Regions from separate parts of the Homo sapiens genome. Here region 2 is linked to region 1. Evidence: chromatin loops called from intact Hi-C (ENCODE). Cell type or tissue: psoas muscle. All regions are shown on one strand. Links, peaks and the distances in the headings refer to the core of each region. The heading gives the core; the rest is flanking DNA. Region 1 has its middle 33 kb from the start of KLHL29. Region 2 has its middle 390 kb from the start of KLHL29.

What was found. A loop is a pair of places that touch in the nucleus more often than their neighbours do. Peaks named below come from ENCODE experiments on the same cell type or tissue, not always from the same donor. Only the 100,000 strongest peaks of a DNase experiment are listed, where the experiment ranks them.
Region 2: a loop joins it to region 1, with 5 times the contacts of the local background. A loop is called at or near these places in 4 of 110 quality-filtered maps.

The regions. Positions count from the first base shown.
Region 1 is chr2:23,348,118-23,356,452 of GRCh38, reverse strand. No RefSeq gene overlaps it. Among named protein-coding and RNA genes, the nearest start is that of KLHL29, 33 kb to the left of the region's middle. RefSeq lists an enhancer at 8,326-8,335. In psoas muscle, for the core only: a CTCF peak has its summit at 4,742 (motif pointing right); DNase peaks (open chromatin) are centred at 4,362 and 4,772; H3K27ac peaks cover 359 bases.
Region 2 is chr2:22,988,364-22,996,698 of GRCh38, reverse strand. No RefSeq gene overlaps it. Among named protein-coding and RNA genes, the nearest start is that of KLHL29, 390 kb to the left of the region's middle. In psoas muscle, for the core only: a CTCF peak has its summit at 4,620; no DNase peak of the experiment used is centred there.

The sequences.
Region 1 (8,335 bases), core at 20-8,019:
GGTAAAATCATCAAAAAATAGAATCATGTCTCAGAAATACAGCAATATACTATCTTTCTTCAGGGGGTCCTGAGCAAATTCTTTAGTAAATGTTGATTTTCCAGAAAAATAAAACTTGGGAAGTTTTCTGTAGGTTTTGGTGGACAAAACAAGCTTTTTATTAGCAGAGTGATGGTGATGAGGATGACGATGAGGATGATGAGGGCTGAGGGGTCTGCTTTCGAGACTTTTTCTTTTTTCTTTTTCTTTTCTTTTTTTTTTTTTTTGAGATGGAGTCTCGCTCTGCTGCCTAGGCTGGAGTGCAGTGGCGTGATTGCGGCTCACTGCAACCTCTGCCTCCCAGGTTCAAGCAATTCTCCTGCCTCAGCCTCCCAAGTAGCTGGGATTACAGGTGCCTGCCACCACGCCCCGCTAACTTTTGTATTTTTAGTAGAGACGGGGTTTCACCATATTGACCAGGCTGATCTCAAACTCCTGACCTTATGATCCACCTGCCTCGGCCTCCCAAAATGCTAGGATTACAGGTGTGAGCCACCACATCCAGCCTGAAGCTTTTTCTTTGGTACATTATCATTATTCTTTAAAACTGAGAAAATACGGATATACATAAAAAGAGGAATGAAGAAAAATTTAATTAGTTATATAAATTAATAACATTTGACACTGAGTTTCAGTAACAGTGTCTAATATGGAAGGTCTTTGTAAGTATTGAAGGGAGTGAATGAACTCAGAAGAGGATAAGCCATCGGTAATTATCTGCCAGACATTTCCCCCTTCCGTATATATGCACCTATAAATACTTGTTATATTAATATATAAGATACTTTTTTTGAGATAGGGTCTTGCTTTCTCACCCAGACTGGGGTGCGACATATGGATGGAGCTTCTTCCTTTGCCTCTGCAGCTGAGTGTGAATCCAGGTAGCTTAATCTCTCGCCTTCTTAAATAGTCTTGAGAGCATCACTGCAGTCTGCATTGGTGGTTGGTAGTGGTTGTGCCACAACAACATTTCTGCTGCAGTGGTAGCCTGTTGACAGACAATCTAACTGCTGGATCGGAACATTTCTTCCCATGTTGGGGGCTAACTCCCTTGCTGACCCGAGTGTAGCTGCCTGCCCAAGTCTCCTTCTTTCCCAGTTCCTGGACCACACCCGGCTCTTTTTCACCCTGGAGCTCTTGCTCATGCCATTCCTTGCGCCATAAATATCATCCTCCCTCTGACCACATGGCTGGCTCCTTCTTAAGAGTCTCAACTTCCAAGTCACCTCCTTGCTGGGGCTTCCCTGACCACTCATGTGAGCATGTTCTCTGCCCACTTTGAGGTTCCTCATTGCATCTCCTTCTTCCTTTTCCTTGTAGCACTTCACATTTTGGAAGGACTGAGTTGTCCACTTGGTGAGGGCCTGGCTCCTTGGGGGTCATGAGTGCTGTTTTGTGTATCTGTGTGGGCATGCATGGAAACAAAGCCATAACTGACTGGAGAAAACGTGGCTCCATCAAACTCATTAATTTACACACACCAAAAGGCTAGACTCATCTGGGATTTTTTTTCTCCCTCCAAACGGGCAGAACTGGCTTATTGATTTGGTACCTGGGAAGATCGCTTCATAAGCTTCAAAGATCTTCCCAGGTGATCTCCTCCATAACCAAGCCTGCAAATGTCACTCTGATTCTGACAGTCCCTAATTTGCATCTCCAGGAAGGCCTCCTCTCAGCGCTTTAGCCTCTTATATCCAGTGGCCTGCTCGGCAGCTGCATGCGGGTGTTGCACACACGACTTAAGCCAGGTGTGTCTCTAATAGAACTCTGGATCTTTCTCCAAACCCATTCCATTCTTTCCACCTCAGTAGTTGGTGCAGTCTTTTATCTAGTTCCATAAACTAAAATCTGGAAGCTGTCTGTGATGCCTCCCTCTTCTTTAGGTTTTTTTCCTGCCCCATAAGCAATTTCCCAGGTAGTCTGGTTCTTTTTACTTCCACCATATATGTTGAGTCTCCTCACTTCTCTCCAACTTGACCGCCATCCCATAGAGGCATCCCTTCTGGACACACGAAATCCTCCCAGCAGGGTTTCCTGTGTCTTCTTTTGCTTTTCAATTCAGTCTCCACACAACAGTCATTTCAAAACTTAAATCGATTCTCATTACTCTCCTTTCCAAAACTTCTCATTGAATTCCTATTGTACTTGAGTAAAATTCCAGCTCCCTGTCTTGATCCATGAGGCATCCGTGGATCTCTGCGACCCTGTCTTGTGCCTCCTGCCCTTTCCCCACAGTCGAGCCTCGATGCTTTTCCCTGTTCCTGGACCACACTAGGCTCCCTTTCACCCTGGAGCTCTTGCTCATGTGATTCCCTGTGCCATAAATATCATCCTCCCTCTGACTACATGGCTGGCTCCTTCTTAGGGTCTCAACTTCCAAGCTACCTCCTTCCTGGGGCTTCCCTGACCACTCATGTGAGCATGTTCTCTGCCTTCTTTGAGGTTCCTCATCGCAGCTCCCTCTTCCTTTTCCTTGCAGCACTTCACATTTTGGAAATACCAAGTTGTCCGCTTGGTTAGGGCCATGCTCCCTCCTTGGATCCTGTGTTCCAAAGGGCAAGTCTGTATTTGTCTTATCCACCATGATACCCCAAGCGATCGAGACTATCCTGGCCAACATGGTGAAACTCCATCTCTACTAAAAATACAAAAATTAGCTGAGTGTGGTGGCGTGTGCCTATAGTCCCAGCTACTTGGTTGGGAGGCTAAGGCAGGAGAATCGCTTGAACCCGGGAGGCAGAGGTTGCAGTGAGCCAAGGAAGCTCAATATTAAATATTAATGTCCATATGAATAGTGTAAGATTTTATTATGTCTTTACCATTTTTATGATAGACTACCCCAGATCCTCTTTGGAAGCAGGGAAAGCTTCAAACAATTTTTTTAATATCATAAAAATAAAATTATTCATAATTCCAAAAAGTGGAAACAACCCAAATGTCTATCAACTAATGAGGGGAAAAATAACATGTACAGGTTGCAGTGAGCCGAGATTGCACCACTGCACTCTACCCTGGAGACAGAGTGAGACTCCATCTCAAAACAAAACAAAAAACAAAAAAACCCATGTATTTATCACATAATATTTGGCAATAAAAATAAATAGAGTACTGATACATGGACACCATGGAAGAACCTTGAAAACATTCTGCTAAGTGAAAGAAGCCAGTCACAAAACAACATAGATTGTAAGATTCCACTTTATGAAATGTCCAGAATAGGCCAATCCAGAGACAGAGAGTAGATAAGTGGTTGCCTAGGGCTGAGGGGTTTGGAGGGAATGGGAAGCGACTGCTAGTGGATGTTTGGAGGTAATGAAAATGTTCTGAAATGGTGTTGATGGATGTGCAACTTTTTGAATACACTCAAAACCACCGACTTGTATTTTATTCTATTTTATTTTCTGAGACAGAGTTTTGCTTTTGTTGCCCAGTCTGGAGCGCAATGGTGCAATCTCGGTTCACCAAAACCTCCGACTCCATGGTTCAAGCGATTCTCCTGCCTCAGCCTCCCAAGTAGCTGAGATTACAGGCATGTGCCACCACGCCAGGCTAATTTTGTATTTTTAGTAGAGACGGGGTTTCTCCATGCTGGTCAGGCTGCTCTCGAACTCCCGACCTCGGGTGATCTGCCCGCCTCGGCCTCCCAAAGTGCTGGGATTACAAGCGTGAGCCACCATGCCCAGTCGACTTGTATTTTAAATGGGTAAATTCTAATGATATGTGAATTATATTTCAGTGAAACTGTTACAATTAAAATTAATTAATTAATGGAGTTAAGAGCACCCTTGCTCTCTGAAGACAGATAGACTGGCTAAACAGACCAAGGAGATTGGCTTTGTGTCAAATGCCCACTTTGATTAGGGTCCATCCTCCCTCTCTTTCCCCTTCCCTCTCTTCCTCCCTCCCTTAAATGTTTCTCAGCATTCTTCAGGACTCTGGACCAGAGACGGATTAGACTTAGCCTTTATCCTCAAGCAACTAAGTTTAGTTGGGGCAGGACAGGGTGGAACAAAGGGAGGAGCACGGTGAAGACCTCATGGAGCTCCCTGGGTGCAGGCAGAGCCTCCCGGGGATTCTGGTGAAGAACTCTCTGTGTGGAGAAACATCTTTTGTAACAGCAAATACTGTTTTATTTCTTCATTCTTATATGAATTCAATAGACAATTACTGTGCGGGTTGCTGGGGTACAGAGATGCGTAAGAACATGTGTCCCCAAAGAATGGGGTGGAGGGCACAGGAGCCAACCATGGAATCCTAGCAGGGGTGTCAGAGGCTGAAGAAGGTCCAGAGGGGACCGCGCAGGGCAACCGGCCAGGCTTCCTGGGAAGTCAGTGCTGGAAACAGGAGACTGTGCTCGGCTTGGTGAAGCAGCTCCGAGCCTGTGATTTGTCTGTAGACAGCTCGGTTCGGGTGAGCCCCAGGGCTTTCCTGACTGTTACCGGCCTAATCAAGGCAGAAGGCAGCGTGGTGACCTCCCTCCCAGGCGCCAGGATGCAGCTGTGAAGGCCTGGCTGGGAATTGCTTTGAGGCCGGAGGGGGGTCTCCTCCCCCGACACCCGACAGCCCCTCTTCCATGGCCACAGGGGAGTTGCTGAGCAGATCTCCCCTCCCCGGGAGAGGAGGGCAGGCTGCGTGGCCCTGGCAGGAGAGCATGCGGCAGGCGAGCCTCCGGCCGCAGAGATGCCGGGCTCTGTGCGAGACGTTTGCCGCTAGAGGGAGTGCCACGTCGTTCTCCGTCCCCACCACGGACTCCCAGGGCCGCAAACGAGTTTGGGCGGAAGCCAGGGCTTTGGGGCTTCCTGGGAAACTCACTGTCTTTGCCTTTGTCCTCTCCATTTTGAGATTTCTCAGAAGAAGCTGGACCTAAGAATGCTTCGCATAGTTTGGCAGAATTTGCGGAGCCTGTTCCAGCCGCGTGGGTCTGGAATCCGGGATGCGGTCTCTGGCCTGTGCAACCCCTGTTTAACCCGGGGCTGGCCTCTGGAGGGCAGGGAGGCTGGGAGCAGAGAGAAGCACTCAAGGACCTGAGAAATGTAGAAGGTCTTGGATTTGTTTCCCTGTGTGCAGTCCCCTCTGGCCCTCAGAGCTGCAAAGGACAGACCCCTGGGTTCTGGGCAGGGGCTCAGCTCTGGGATTCGTTCAGTGCTTAAAAGGAGGGAAGGGAACTCAGGAATAAGAACGATCAGGCTGGCAGGACATGCAGCTGTTGTCAGAGACCTGGAAACACATGGGCCAGTGGAGCTGATGGGCCCCGTGGGGTGGGTGGGTGGCAGCATCCAACTGGTCAAGAATGGCTCTGCTGTGGCTTCCTCAGCATGGCCCTGTAAAGAGAGCAGAAGATGACTGTGGATGGCCCCAATTTCTGACATGAGAGGCCCTCACTGGCTCAGGTCGGGCTGGCCTCCTGAGGTGACTGGAGGATGGCTGCCACCTTTGGTGTCGGGACTAAGACTGGAAAAGTGGCGGGTCCAGAGAAAAAGCCCAGGCCCACAGCTTCCGCTGACGTGGCAACTATGCTTTTGGACTGCATCCTGGACCTCTTTTGACCAGGCCCTGTGAAGGGTTGCAGGAGGTTCAAGGCCCCTTTATCTCTCTAGCATTGACTCTTGGGTCTGGGCAACAGACCACCCTTTGCAACCTCTGGGCCCAGGCAGCAGGTGTGCAGGTGAGTGCAGCAGGGGCTTGGCAGCCGGTCACAGCTCCCCACCGAAGCTGCGGGAAGCCGGCGGTGCACCATCTGCAGTGGAGCAGGTCAGAGTGGGCCTGCTGAGGCTCCTGTCACTGCTGCGGTTAATGCTGCCGATTACCATGGTTACCCGGAGGCTGGAAGCTCTGACAGTCAAAGGCAGAGCAGGAGAAGGATGTCCTCTCCCTGCTCTGAGCCACATGGCTGCCTCTCAGTCTCCCTGGGTGGGCAGGATTCTTCTGGAAAATAAAAGTGCCTGGACCAGAGACGTTGTCCTGCCGGGGTTCAGCTGATCCAAGCATCATCCATCCCCAAGTGCCGGGGGCCTTCAGGGAACCCTGTTCTGAGCACATTCAGTGGGGAGGCGGGAGGCAGAAGGGGATTCTGGGCCTTGTGTTTGCTTTGCTCAGTCTTGGAAGGATAGAGAAAGGGAAGAGAAGATGCTAGTCTGGGCCTTAGGGAACTCTGAGTCAGAGGAAGGAAGCAGTTCGCGAGCTGGGTGGTGGATTCAGTATCGACTCCTGAGGATCTAGGAATGGCTTTCTGGTCCTGTGCCTACAGTGGCAGCTTGGGGCTGTGACTGTACCCTCTCCAAATAGGGCACTGGCCAGGGAGTCAGGACACCTGCTTTGCCAGTCATTGTGGGCTCCAGCTCCCGCTGGGTCCTGGTTTCTCCATCTGCAAAATGGGGTTAATGATTACTAATCCCCCACCTATTTCAAGTCTGTGGGGAGAATTTTTTAAACGAATAATTTTGTGCATTGAAATGAGCCAGCAGATTTCAAGTCTTTGGAGAAAAGGCCTTATTTATTATTATCATCAACTCATTGAGCAGAAATTCTGTTTATCTCCTTTACTGCCTCTTCGGTGCTGCATGAACTGAGAGCGATATCACCTCTGCAAGATGACGGGGCCCTGCACAGCTGTCCAGACCCCAATGCTGGGGAGTCCCGGGACCTGGAGAGGCCAGGTGGGGCTTCATCTGAGCTCCAAGGGGACATGGGGATCAGAGGGGAAAAAATGGGACAGGTACTTCAGGTGCAAATGCTCCTGCAGAAGTCTGAAGATTCTCAAACAGGGTGCCTAGCCTGGAGGGGAGGAGCTGGGGAGAAGGAAGCGGGGGAGGTGGGCAGAGAGTCTGCCTGGGGGCCAAGGGGCCTGGTTTCGAAGCTTTTTCTTTGGTGCGTTATCATTATTCTTTAAAACTGAGAAAATATGAATATACATAAAAAAGGGAATGAAGAAAAAATTAAATTAGTTATATCAAATTAATAACATTTTGACACTGAGTTTCAGTACAGTTTCTAATATGGAAGGTCTTTATAAGTATTGAAAGGAATGAATGAACTCAGAAGAGGATAAACCGTTGGTAAATATCTGCCAGACATTTCCCCCTTCTGTATATATGCACACATAAATACTTGTTATATTAATATATAAGATACTTTTTTTTTTTGAAATCGGGTCTTGCTTTCTCACCCAAGCTGGAGTGCAGTGGTGCAATCATGGCTCACTGTAACTTCCACCCCCTGGGCTCAAACAGTCATCCTACCTCAGACTCTTAAGTAGCTACAGGTGCACACCACCACTCCTGGATTATTTTTAAAATATTTTTATTAGAGATGAGGCTTTGCCATGTTGCCCAGGCTGGTCTGAAACTCCTGGGTTCAAGCCATTTGCCCACCTTGGCTTCCCAAAGTGCTGGGATTACAGGCGGCCTATATCATGTACTTTTAACGATAGGATTACGCTGCAACAGGCTCTCCTGAATCTGTGGTTTTGATTTCTGAAGTTTCAGTTACTGACTGTCAACCATGGTCTGAAAATAGTTGAGTTCTGTACAATAAGATATTTTGAGAGAGAGGGTGCATTCCCATAATTTTTATTATACTATATTATTGTAAATATCCTATTTCATTATTATTGTTAATCTCTCACTGTGCCTAATTTATAAACTAAACTTTATCATAGGCATGTATGTATAAGAAAAAGCTGTGTGTGCATACGGTTTATTACTATTTGCAGTTTCAGGCATCTACTGGGGCGCTTGGAACGTATGCCCCGCGGATAAGGGGGGTCTGCTGTATACATACTGATTTAAAACTTGTTTCCTCCCCTGAAAAATGTAAAGGAGATGATAAGTTTGAGGTTCTTCCTCCTCAGAAGTTTGGGTTTGACCCCTGAAGTCTGTGTGTCATTCAGATCAGGTCACGAGGTTGAAGGAAGGGGAACAGCATGACGTGAGGCCAAAGGATGAGTCCCTCTGAGGTGCCAGAGTGACACCAGCCGTCCCCCAGGACACAGGGCTCCCCCCACACTGCCCTCTGCAACAGGTGTGCCGCCCCCACACTGCCCTCTGCAGCAGGTGTGCCGCCCCCACACTGCCCTCTGCAGCAGGTGTGCCGCCCCCACACTGCCCTCTGCAGCAGGTGTGCCCCCCCCACACTGCCCTCTGCAGCAGGTGTGCCGCCCCCACACTGCCCTCTGCAGCAGGTGTGCCCCCCCCACACTGCCCTCTGCAGCAGGTGTGCCGCCCCCACACTGCCCTCTGCAGCAGGTGTGCCGCCCCCACACTGCCCTCTGCAGCAGCTGTGCCGCCCTCGGCGCCAT
Region 2 (8,335 bases), core at 116-8,115, 360 kb after region 1:
TGGCGTTTTTTTGAAGAATTTAAGAAAACATAAAAGCCTGGATCCATTGGAATTAATTCACTAGTTTGGGTTCTTTTGATTACTCTTTTAAAAAAGGTATTTGTTTGTGTATGTTTGTGTGTGTTTCTTGTTCACGGACCCACTCATGCTGTTTAACTTTAGAGTTGGGGGCTACATCTTACAGCAATACAGCTTTAAGTGGGGCCCATGGCTGGATAGCATCAGCATCTCTTGGAAGCTTATTTGAAATGTAAATTCTCAGGTCCTAATCTACACCTACTGAATCAGAAACAGGTTGGGCCCCAGCAATCTGTATTTTAACAAGTCCTCCAAAAGATTACGGTGCACATTAAAGAATGAGAGCCACTGTTTTGAAGATGATTCAGTTTACTTTTCTCAATCTGCATATAAGGTATTAAGAACCCCCCAGCCCCCTGCCCAGAGGGGAAGTGATTTACCCAAGATCGCATGCCCTGTCAGATTGAGGGCTAGAACCCGGGTATCACCCATGAAAGCAGCTGCCGTCAAGTCTGGAATATAAGAGATACTCAATAAATTAGCTCTCCTTCCTCTTGCTTCTGCCTCTCCATAGGGGCAGCAGGGCATAATCAGCTAGGGGTATATTGAGGTCTTTCAATGCTCTTTTCTTGCTCTTCCTAATGCAAATGCAACCCACAGGCACATGCTGTAAACTCGCTGTGTATCCAAGAGCAAGCCACCTTGCCCCTCTGGGCCTCAGTTTACCCATTGTCATAATGAGAAAATGAAGGGTTTGCTGGGCTGTCTAACATCCCTTTCAGATCTGACTTCTTAAGGCCCCATGACAGGCTCTGACACACACGCTTCTGCAGTTGGCTATCAGCGGCCATCTGGCAATTAGCAGTCTCTGAGGCAGCTAATCCCACTCTGAGCTGGATTAAAGCAGAAGTTTAAAACATGGAGATAGGCAGGTGATTTCTGTTAGAGTCTTTGGGTCCCACTGTCCCTGGCAGCCCAGTGATGGAGGACAGACAAGCTGATTTCTTTCCTTATCTCTCTTGGGAGGCTCAGCGGAGCCAGATCAGCTTTGCAGAGGGGCATCCTGTGCTGGGAGATGTCCTGGGCTGCAGGAGGTGCCAGGTGAGCTCCAGGAGCCCAACCCCAGTAACATAGGGCATGGCTGGGCTGGCTCGGGGAGAACGAGGACAGGGCCAGCCAAGTTCTGTATCACCAAAAGCAGGTGCAGTGCAGAACCTGGGACAGAGGGGCCAGAATCACTTTGGGCCATGGCTCCCAGATGCCACGAAGGGCCTTGGGGTGGTAGCTGACAAGCTCTAAGCTCCTCTGTGGTGTCCTCTCTTCAGGCAACATGGTCAGAAACCAAACCCGTGTGTTTGTTCATTGCCTGAGGAGATAATTAACTTATCTCCACAGAGGGCCTTGATTACATTCCTAACATGATCAGAATGAGAAGTCTGAACTTGGAAACGCTGGTGGTGGTGGGGAGGTATTTGCAATGGTTGGCTGAGGAGCCGCTTGTTCAGAAATTGGGCGCATAATCAAACAAATGCCTCTTTTCCTAATTGTTGATAAAAATCAGCTACTATGGCAGATCCAGGGACTCACTCCTGAGACAACACATTACTTAAGGTGAGCATGCATCTGAATATGTTAGTGTGATCTAAAAACATTTCACATAGCTTCAGTTTAAAAACAAATTGTGCTCATTGTGAATTTTATAGACAGCCAGGCATAGGGAGTATGATTTACTGCCTGCATTTTGTGGCTGGCTTGTTACAACTATCAGAAACCACCTTTCACAAATAATTACTCAGGTTAGGTATCTTATTGGACACTTACTATGTGCATCTTTGTGCCAGGTGCCATGGGACCAAAGTAGACATGGTCCCTACCTTTGGGGAGTTTCCTGCTTATCCTCATAGAAAAGTTTTAGAGCATACTCCTGAACCCTGAGTTGTGCAGTTTATTCTGTGAGGGCCACGGATGTTCAACTGATGGAGAAATCAGAGTAGAACAGAAAATAATAGCTAATGCTTCTTGAGAGCTTACCTGTGCCAGGCACAGTGCTATGCAATATTCCACTTAATTCTCACAACCATTTTTTGAAGTAGCTGCCATTACTATTACTCCTGTTTTATGTATTAGAAAACTGCAACCCAGAGAGGTTAAGTACCTGCACCAAGGTGGGCAAGAAGCAGAACCAGGAAGTGCACTGAGGTTTGTAGATGTTCAGAGTCTGTGCTCTCTATACTCAGGCTACAGAGGGATTGGCTTCGGAAAGCTACACCTGCCCTCTCCCTACTCACCTCTACCCTGCACAGGTGCAGACAGCCACACAACCTCTGGCTCCTACTTGAGTTGGTTCGTGCCCCAGGGCTTGTGTCGCAGCTTCACAGGCTCTCATCTCATTGCATAGCTTTCTCTTTCCCATTATTCAGGTCTCTGATGAAATATCTACTCCTTACAGAGGCCTCCACTGGCCAGCCTATCTAAAATAAGGCACTCCCCTCAATCATTTTTGAATATTTTATTCTATCCAGTTTTTGTAGAAATTACCATTATCTGAAATTAAATTATTTGTACATTTGTTCTCTTGTTAAATGTCTCCTTGATTCTTTTACCAGAAGGCAAGATAAAGAATCCTTGGATCTTGCAGTTCTTGAAGCACTGTGATATTAAACTTTCCAACAGTTTAGGGAAATGGACAGCTTAGGTGCTTTTATGTCCACTTTCTGACAAAGATTTTGCAGCCCAGCGAGCTGAACCAACTTATTCAAGGTCACATACCTGGTTAATGGCAGAGGTAGAACTGTCCCATTCATGAGCCTTCTGACCCCTGGCCCAGTGTTCTTTTACCTGTACTGGGAAAGCCCATTCCATGTGACATACAATAACCAAACTCAATCATCATTTTAGAGTCCTAGAAACCAGGAAGTTGCTGAATCTACCAATAACACTGACTTAAAGCTTCCTGTGAGTTCTTTTACCACTCTCATCCTCCAAAATGTCGTATCAAGTGGGACAACATAAGACAGCTCTAGTTGATGAGAAATTAGATATCTGAAGATTTGAGATAGAGCAAATTATGAAACAAAGAAAGCACATTTTGTTAATTCATTCATATGCCCACCTTACTCCACAAGGTTTCAGTCTAGCTACAGAAATAAGATACATAAGTAAGTCAGAGTAAAAGAAGAAAGAAAAACTAGCTGGAAACATAGCATGGTCCAGGAATGAGACCAAGAACACAGATTCTGAAGACCTACCACAGTGAATTGGACACAGTGGAGGCTCTAAATTTCCTAGCATGTGTTCTCAAAAGAAAAAAAATACTTGGTTGTTACATAATTCGAAGTGTCTTTCCATAAAAACAGAACAATTACCTAGGATAAAAACAGCCATTTCATTTTCTAAACTGGAGGTTCATTTTTCTTGAAAGAAATGTCTCTGGTAGACTGTTTCTCAGTCTAAACCTCTGAACTTGTTGATAGCAATACAAACCTCACTCTTCCATTGAGAATTACTGATGCACAGGAAATAGATTTATGTTCTAGCTACTCCCATTAACTAGGACAATTTTGTTGACCTTTACTTTCTGTAGATTGTAGTAAAAATAGATACTGCTTTATTTTTCAAGTACAGAATTACACTATCCCATTCCCCAGAGATACTGGTACACCCCTTCCATGTAGCAAGGTGTTGCTTCTCATTCAGCTACCACCACAGTAACTTGATGTAGGTAAGAGTCATCAACAGATGTTGAAACTCTTGGGCAAAAATTTGACGAGAAACAGGATATTTGCTTAATCTCAAAATATGTCCACTTATTAAAAAGGGGAAAGAGCAATTTTATGATGAATATCACCTCACCTTAACCAATAGATTTTTAGGACAAATTAGTATGTGCTTCCTGATACAATACACTGAGAAAGATTGATTCTGTGTATTCCTGCCAAGAATGTGTAATCTGAGTGCAATTCTGAAGAAACATCAGACAAAACCAAGTCATTCTATAAAATAACCGACTTGTGCTCTTTAATAAGTGTAAAGGTTAGACTAAACAAAGAGACGCAGGTAATGTTTCAGATGAGAAGTCAAAGAGGCATGACAATGGAATGCAGTGTGTGATCCTGGATTGGATCTGGGACAAGAATTTCCTTTTTCTTTTTTCTTTAGTTTTTTTTTTTTTTTTTAATATGAAAGTTGTTATTGGGACAATTGGCAACCTTTGGATAAGATCTATAGATTAGATACATATTGATTTTGATAATTTTATTCTAATTGTGAAAAAGAGTACCCAAAATATACACTGAAGTTTTAGGGTTATATAAATTTGCAACTTCTTCCCAAATGATCAAACTACCTATACATCTATAACTATATCTATTCTATCTATCTTACACACACATACACACACTTACATGAGAGAGAGAAAGAGGGAATGTGGTAAAACATTAACAGTTGTCGAATCTGAAAGAAGGGTATCTGAAGTTCCTTTGGTTCTTCTTGTATTCTTTTTTTTTTTTCTGTAAATTTGAAATCACTTAAAAATAGTTACGACCATAATAAAGAATGACAGATCTAATTAGGGGTTTTAAGAGGTCCTTGGCTAACAGGCTACAACTCCACCTACAGGTGGGAGGAGCATCTGTACACCAGAGAGCAAATGCCAATCAAATGTCAGGCAGCATTTTCACAGACAATATTTGCCATTTCCAGGACATTTTAATTGACTGACTTTGTAAAGTCATTCCACCTCAGTAGTAGGGTCCTGTCTCCAATTTTTATTGCGATAGAATTCCTTTTTAGCATAGAGGAAAATGACATTCTAAGAAGGATTTAAGTATTTCTCACCTTAAAATATCCTTGTTAATTATCAGCATCATCCACTGCCTCTTTATTACTGTTATTTATATCTCACTGGGAGGATTTCCACAAGGATATTTCAGTGGCCTTTCATCACCTCTTCTTGATATATTTTCTTTTCCTCTGCTTTTTCTTCCAAATTTTTGTATTTTATTTTATGCCGACAGTTTTATAAGGAATGGTTTTAATAGGTACATGTTGTAAAATGGAAATATTTTACTAGGATATTACATAAAATACACAGGAGAAACTAGGTTATAAATTATATTTTTATTGTAAGGCTTTACTGCAAATAAGTTCACATATACAATCTTTTATTTATGATAAGAGCAAATTCTTTTTACTTACAGCTGCTTTTGAATTTGGTGCTTCAGTAAGGAAGCTTATGTGTAGCTACATAAAAGAAGGTTCTGTTTTGATGAAAAATGAAATCTCTTATTTAGGGAATGTTATTTTTCTTGTTGACTTATAAAAGTAGAGAAAAGATTAGGTGGTTGTGCTGGCAAATGGGAGGAGGGAGTCAGCCTCTGTAAGAAAAGGTTAGACTTGGAGAGGGGCATATATGGTCATCTTTCAACAGGGCTTCAATGACAGGGTATCCTCAACGTATCCTTAATCTACCCCCACCCAATCTAACCTCTCAAGCTCTGGCCTCCTCAGTCTTTCCGTTTACTTTGAGAAAAACGCACTAATGAGCTGAGACCCTGATACTCCCATAAAACAAGTTTTTCCTGCTCATGGAAGCAAATGGGATTATAGTATGTGAATATCATCTATTGTTTCTAAACAATAATGCAGAGCTCTGTGTGCCCTTCCCCAGAGATAAGAGATACCTTTCACAAAGTTGAACCTTTGCTACAAGGATTATACAATTCCAAATTTCCTGCTTAAGAATTTTCTTTGTTTAGAAATCATGCATGCTTAGTTTATATTTTTTCATTTAACATATAAAGAATTTTAAACCTTGGGGTCCCAAGCAATCACTGGGTGCCACAATGCACTCACCTTTCTACTCTGAGGGAAACAATTGGAGTGGTCAGACACTCCCTTCATATAAGGTAGTAGCATGAATTTGCTCAGACTGGCTCAGCTCTGTTGCAAGGAAACTCCTCATCTGAACCCAACATGTTTTGAACTAGTAGAGAGTCCAGGTTTACCTGGACAATTGAGGAATCACCCTCATCAGCCACTCTTAGGCAGACGGCAAGATCAGCACAGGTAAATCCTGGTATTGTCTGGCCCTGCATTTGATTGGGAATAAAAAAGCTAAAGAAATTGCATAGCCTGTCTCTGTTTCTTGCAGACTTGAAATTTCTATCTCATTGAATTAGGGAAGTAACTGAAATGCAGTCTTGCCCCTTGAGAGGAGGTGTGCCTAACTTTGGCAGGCCATGAAAAATGTCCTGTTGGAAACTGAAACTCAACAAATAAGACTCTTTCATTTAATGGTCTATCCGTAAGCATTTATTGAGTCTCCTTTCCTGGCTTGTATTCCTTCGCCAAAAATCTCCTCCCCTTAATTTCCTGTTTCTGTTAAATGCACCCTCATTTTTCCTGCTCCTAGGGTGAACTTAAGCAACAGCAACCTCTGAAATGCAAAATTTCAGGGAATGATTCTTTTTTTTTTTTTTTCCTCAGCAAGGCAAATTTATTTCTTTTTTGTTTTGTTTTTTTTTTAAATTATACTTTAAGTTTTAGGGTACATGTGCACATTGTGCAGGTTAGTTACATATGTATACATGTGCCATGCTGGTGCACTGCACCCACTAACTCGTCATCTAGCGTTAGGTATATCTCCCAGTGCTATCCCTCCCCACTCCCCCCACCCCACCACAGTCCCCAGAGTGTGATATTCCCCTTCCTGTGTCCATGTGATCTCATTGTTCAATTCCCACCTATGAGTGAGAATATGCGGTGTTCGGTTTTTTGTTCTTGCGATGGTTTACTGAGAATGATGATTTCCAATTTCATCCATGTCCCTACAAAGGACATGAACTCATCATTTTTTATGGCTGCGTAGTATTCCATGGTGTATATGTGCCACATTTTCTTAATCCAGTCTATCATTGTTGGACATTTGGGTTGGTTCCAAGTCTTTGCTATTGTGAATAATGCCGCAATAAACATACGTGTGCATGTGTCTTTATAGCAGCATGATTTATAGTCCTTTGGGTATATACCCAGTAATGGGATGGCTGGGTCAAATGGTATTTCTAGGTCTAGGTCCCTGAGGAATCGCCACACTGACTTCCACAATTGTTGAACTAGTTTACAGTCCCATCAACAGTGTAAAACTGTTCCTATTTCTCCACATCCTCTCCAGCACCTGTTGTTTCCTGACTTTTTAATGATTGCCATTCTAACTGGTGTGAGATGGTATCTCATTGTGGTTTTGATTTGCATTTCTCTGATGGCCAGTGATGATGAGCATTTTTTCATGTGTTTTTTGGCTGCATAAATGTCTTCTTTTGAGAAGTGTCTGTCCATGTCCTTTGCCCACTTTTTGATGGGGTTGTTTGTTTTTTTCTTGTAAATTTGTTTGAGTTCATTGTAGATTCTGGATATTAGCCCTTTGTCAGATGAGTAGGTTGTGAAAATTTCACTCTGATGGTAGTTTCTTTTGCTGTGCAGAAGCTCTTTAGTTTAATTAGATCCCATTTGTCAATTTTGGCTTTTGTTGCCATTGCTTTTGGTGTTTTAGACATGAAGTCCTTGCCCACGCCTATGTCCTGAATGGTAATGCCTAGATTTTCTTCTAGGGTTTTTATGGTTTTAGGTCTAACGTTTAAGTCTTTAATCCATCTTGAATTGATTTTTGTATAAGGTGTAAGGAAGGGATCCAGTTTCAGCTTTCTGCATATGGCTAGCCAGTTTTCCCAGCACCATTTATTAAACAGGGAATCCTTTCCCCATTGCTTGTTTTTTCTCAGGTTTGTCAAAGATCAGATAGTTGTAGATATGCGGCCTTATTTCTGAGGGCTCTGTTCTGTTCCATTGATCTATATCTCTGTTTTGGTACCAGTACCATGCTGTTTTGGTTACTGTGGCCTTGTAGTATAGTTTGAAGTCAGGTAGTGTGATGCCTCCAGCTTTGTTCTTTTGGCTTAGGATTGCCTTGGCAATGCAGGCTCTTTTTTGGTTCCATATGAACTTTAAAGTAGTTTTTTCCAATTCTGTGAAGAAAGTCATTGGTAGCTTGATGGGGATGGCATTGAATCTATAAATTACCTTGGGCAGTATGGCCATTTTCATGATATTGCTTCTTCCTACCCATGAGCATGGAATGTTCTTCCATTTGTTTGTATCCTCTTTTATTTCCTTGAGCAGTGGTTTGTAGTTCTCCTTGAAGAGGTCCTTCACATCCCTTGTAAGTTGGATTCCTAGGTATTTTGTTCTCTTTGAAGCAATTGTGAATGGGAGTTCACTCATGATTTGGCTCTCTGTTTGTCTGTTGTTGGTGTATAAGAAT